Linked DNA regions of Mus musculus: region 1 is linked to region 2. The links are chromatin loops, found by intact Hi-C in ENCODE. Cell type or tissue: heart. All regions are shown on one strand.

Region 1 (2,500 bases), 200 kb after region 2:
GCACCTGAGGAGGCAGAGGCTATAAACAGGACCAGCCAGGGGCTAGGACCTGGGACTCACACACATTCTAAGGCTCTAGATTTCAAGGGTCTGCAACAATGTATCTATTGGTCTACAACAATGTATCTATCAGTCTACAACAATGTATAACAATGTATCTATCTTGCTAGACCTTACTGGTTTCCAACAAATAAATAAATAGATAGATAAATAGATAGATAAATAAATAAATAAATAGATAAAAGTGAAGATAAAAAATTTGTTTCAGACCAGGCAGTGGTGCACCTTTAATCCCACCACTTGGGAGGCAGAGGCAGGTAGATTTCTGAGTTCGAGGCCAGCCTGGTCTATAGAGTGAGTTCTAGGACAGCCGGGGCTACACAGAGAAAGCCTGTCTTGCAGGGGAGCGGGGGGGGGGGGGGGGGGGGGGGGCGATTTTGTTTCAAAGTCAAAAGCCAAAGTTTAATGCAAATTATTTAATTAATGAGACCATGATTGTATTAGACTGTGGCACACACACGTGTGCACTGTCCAAGGACACTCCCTGCAAAGGAAGAGAGGACTGCACCCATCCCAAGTTTCGCTCTGTGGAGCCGCATCTAAGAAGGAAGAGATGCCTGTTTTCCCCCAAGGTGCCCTCAGGGCTGCTTTGCAGACCCATCCTTTACACAGAGAGCCCTCACACAGACATGGAGGCATTAGACAAAGTCACCACAAACCCTGGGCCCCAAGAAAGCCTACCTTGCACCAGAGAAAACAGACTCAGTAGGAAGTAGACCATCTGCCGCAGCACCTGGACAGCCATTATACTCCTACCTGGAAGAGAGTGAGAACATTATGACCGGGGTGGGGACGGGGACAGGGGAATGGGGGAGGGGCCAGCGCCACAGCGGGAGGCCTGTATATGGATGGGAGTGAGCTAAAGGTCACAAAGTAATGGTCAGGCTTCTCTCCAGAGCATCAAGAGGCTATAAATAGACATGGCCACACGCTCTGCCTTTTGCTGCTCTGCCACAAGGTGTAAGTGGCTCACAGAGGAGCCCAGGGGCCACGAGGGGCCTTGTCTAGATCCACCTGAACACTATCCTGCATCTGCCAGGCCTGGAGGAGATGCAGGGAAATGAACGGGCTATCTGAGTTTTTCCTGGGAACCAAGTGTCACAGTCCCTAAGGCCTAGGTAGTTACAGGAACCTTGCTCCTGGGACCAGTCACAATGACATTTGATAACCCCACCCCTTGCCCCACTGCCTGAATCTTTTATCCACACGCCATCAACTGGCACAGTCCCTCCTCATTCAGGAAACAGAGCCTAGTACAGAGGCGGAAGCAGGAAAGCAGCAGGGTGAACGTGATAAAAAGTGCTGGAGGGAAGGATGTTTCCTGTCATGACCACTAGGGGGAGCCAGCCACCAGGACCTGAGAAGCTGGTGGCAGAGAGGTGTGGTTTAGTCTATGTGCTCCCGCCCTGAGGGTCAGCTCCATCTCTCCATACTGACTCCATGGGTCACTATTAGCTGGGTGCTTCTTTACACTACACCCACATGAACTATACCACCGCTGGCGATGTCCTCCGTTGTTGGCCCTCCCAGCTGGCCCAGTGGCCAAGTGGGTGCTGACATACCCCCGACTACCATCCCTCAGACTGTAGGGAATTGTGTCAGACCACAGTGACAGACACTCATCTTCCACCATTAGGCAAAGGGAAGGCTGGAAACCTAGGGAGCAAAGGCAATCTGAATTTGGGGGGAAAACTAGGAGGGCTTCCTAGAAGAGGCAGAGGTTAAACTGAGCACTGGGTGGCTCAAGCAGGATCTTGCTGTCTCCTTTCTGGACCAGTCTCATTCTGGTCACCCTGGGCCCTTCAAGTGAGAGCCAGTCCCATACACCCAAGCATGAGGAGCATTGAAACACGCAGAAGGGAAGGTCAATTTCAGAGGCCACGGTCCTTATCCGGTGCCAGAGCACTGCACGGAGAACAGGAAAGTTGTAGGGGAGAGCGTGCTCCCTCCATGGAGGCATGGGTTTCCCTGCATCAAACTGCCAGCAGAAGGCCAGCATCTCTTCCCTTCTGCTCTCTGCTGTCCCTGACACTGTCCATTCAACCTTTAACCCAAATCTCTCTTCTTCCAGACAGATTCCTCTCTTTAACTTGAAGCTTACAAATCACTTGAGACTTCCATCCGATCTCCATTTTGTGACGTTTTAGATCTGAAGCCCAGAGATAGCCAACAACTTCATGTGGTCACACAGCTAACTAGGAAGGGCTCTTGCCTTCTCAGTGGGCCACCACTGTCAGCACAGGGTCCAGGACAGGACAGAGCCATTTGTCTTGCACTGACTCTCCCCAAATGGCCTTGAGAACAAAAGAGGCAGGGAAGGGAGCAAGCTCCGCCTCATGGGCGGGGCACAGTGAGGCTGGATCACCATGGCAACCCATGGAAGGGATCAAGCACAAACAAGGGACTTCCCCTCCACTTCGAACCTTTGTGGAGTCACTTT
Region 2 (2,500 bases):
ACTCTGGGTATCTGAGGGGTGGAGCCCCTGCCTAGAGTGTTTGAGGCCCCAGGTTTGATCCAGCACCACAGAACCCAACAAAACATTGTGTTTTCAAACTCTTTCTTGATTTATCAGATAAAATGGAGCTGATCTAAGTAGAACATGTTATCCTTTATGTAACTGTATGAGCCGCAGGAGAGGCCCGGCTCTTGAATTTACAGGTCGGGGCATATGTTGAATGGAAGATAAAATACAAAAATCAGGTACAGGCCTGCCTCAGAAGTCCGTGGCCCATAACTCAGGGTGTTCTGGCACCAGTTTCTGACACACCTGTACCCAGAGACCCAGCCCCTTTCTTCAGAGCTGGCTCCAAACTCGTGCCATAGTGAGGCTGACCACTTTCCTCGTGTGGTTTCTCATGTCAGTCAATTTCGGGTTGGTTGTATTTGTGCCGAGGAGGTGTCTGGAGACGACATTCACTGGCTGTGCCTCTCCCCTGTCATTTCTGTGCACCCATGCCTGTCAGTACAAAGTGGCATTAGTTAGTTTGGACAGTGAAACAACTGCGTAAAGTGACCTCATTTCAACAGCATGCGATGTGGTTCCTGTCACTCTAAACGCACTTGGCTTTCATGAGATCCCAGTGAGGTAAGACAGAAAACGGTAGATCTGTAAGTCGTCATTATTTGCGGAGGCAGGAGGATGGCAGCTTCAAAGCTTGTCTGGGAAACTTTGTGAGACCCTGTCTCAAAAAGATACAAAAAGGCGGGAGACTAAGCCTGGTGGTGCAGACCTGCGATCCCAGCAATCCGGAAGGGGAGGGGAGAGCATCAGAAGTTTGGGGTCATTCATCCTCAGCCACACAGTGGGACCCTGAAGGGAGGAAGACAGACAGAGAGGCTAATTGAAAACACAAGAATTGCCTTGTCCGTTGTAGACCTGTCCTAATTTCTGGTTCCCTCCCTGGCTGGCAACTGAGCTGGTGGGTTCCCCCCCTCCCTTCCTCCGCGACCACTTCCTCAAAACGGCCACTAGGTGGCGCCAAGATCACGGTTGTCATTCCCAGAGACCCTAGGCGTGTGGAAGCCTAGGCTGGAGACAACGGGACCCAGTCAAGGTTACAAAAATTTTGTTTCAAAAACGAGGAAATTAGTAATTAAAAGCCTCATATATCTCTCCCAGTAATCTGTTCCAACATCATCACACCATCCAGGAAGGAGCAGAGATCTGAAGTAAGAGTGGGGTTTGCCATGAAGGAGCACTGTGGTTGCTTCTTCAGGCTTCCCCTCTCCTGGCCTTGCAGAACTGTCTAAAAAAGAAGTGTGTGTGTGTGTGGGGGGGGGACGGGACGACGACAGGAAAACAATTTTCTTTCTCTTTTCTCTCCTTTCTTTCTTTTTCTTTTTCTTTTTTTTTTTTTCACCACAGGGTTCTCTGTATAAGTCCGGCTCTCCTGGAACTAGCTCTGTAAACCAGGCTGGCCTCAAACTCACAGAGATCTGCCTATAGCCACCACTTCCCAGTGCAAAACAAAAATTTTAAAATAGCCTATCATGGTGACTTACACCTTCAATTCCAGCCGGCACTCAGGAGGCTGAGGCAAAAGGATTATGGTGAGCTGGTGGCCAGCCTAGGCTACACAGTTTTGGTCCAGTTTGAGCTTCAGTGTGAGACCGTCTCGTCAAACCAAAATAACAAATACAGAAAAACTTAGTAGAAGCAATGATCAGATAACTTTTGCTTTGCATGGTGCCAGAGAAAATTGAGAGTATGAGGTGAGGGTTATAGAAAGTCACCCTCCCCTAAGAAAGAAAAGCAATGAAGACCACACAAGTACGGCATAAATGAGCTGTTCTGATAGAAGTGATTGTAATCAGCTGTGTGAAGATTGGGACTTGCTTTTATGGTGCTGAGGACAGAGCCCAGGGCCTCACTTATACCAGGCCTATACTCTGCTCTGAACCATGGTCCCCCACTCTTTGCGACAGGATTTTAAAAAGGAAGGGGTTTGGTTTTGTTTCTGTTTATTGCCACAAGGTCTTAACTTGTTATTTGGCCCAAGCCGGCCTTGAACTTCAAATCCTCCCGCTTTAGCCCCTGGAATGTCAAGTTGGGAAGATTGTGGTGAGACAGCACTAGACACTGAAAGACACGGGGGTTTTTGCAGGCTCAAAACAGTGTGTTCCAGTCCTTGTTGGTTGGACGGTGCTTTCTGAAGTCTTGGTTGGTTGTGAGTGATAACTAAAGGACACCGGGCAGGAAGGAGGGGACGGCTGCCGAGCCTCCAGGGAGGTGCTCTGCTTAGGAATTTGGACTTTAGCCTGAAGGCTGTAGGGCAGTCGGGAAGGCAGCTCGCTCAGGCAATGTTCTGGGCCGAGCAGCTGTTTGGAAAGAGGACCCTGGCAGGCTCCTGGAGCTCCAGAGACAAAGACAGGCCAGAAGTGGAGACTGGAGTCACACGGCAGAATAAGGTGAGGACCGGGCCGTGGGGCAGTGGGAAGGAGGTGGGGAGGCAGAG

What was found. A loop is a pair of places that touch in the nucleus more often than their neighbours do. Peaks named below come from ENCODE experiments on the same cell type or tissue, not always from the same donor. Only the 100,000 strongest peaks of a DNase experiment are listed, where the experiment ranks them.
Region 1: it touches region 2 in a loop (13-fold over the local background); 4 of 42 quality-filtered maps call a loop at or near these places.

The regions. Positions count from the first base shown.
Region 1 is chr8:95,000,755-95,003,254 of GRCm38, reverse strand. It overlaps Adgrg1 (adhesion G protein-coupled receptor G1), which reads right to left. Exons shown (of 14, transcript NM_001198894.1): 2 at 742-816; 3 at 1-4. The coding sequence starts at 805. Among named protein-coding and RNA genes, the nearest start is that of Adgrg3, 16 kb to the left of the region's middle. In heart, CTCF peaks have their summits at 1,188 and 1,389 (motif pointing right); DNase peaks (open chromatin) are centred at 1,364 and 2,404; H3K4me3 peaks cover 778 bases; H3K27ac peaks cover 2,027 bases.
Region 2 is chr8:95,202,646-95,205,145 of GRCm38, reverse strand. Gm31277 (a long non-coding RNA gene) reads right to left here. Exons shown (of 3, transcript XR_387940.3): 2 at 606-855; 3 at 135-501. It also overlaps a transcript of Kifc3 not described here. Among named protein-coding and RNA genes, the nearest start is that of Gm31277, 2.7 kb to the right of the region's middle. In heart, a CTCF peak has its summit at 1,007 (motif pointing right); DNase peaks (open chromatin) are centred at 1,015 and 2,295; H3K27ac peaks cover 421 bases.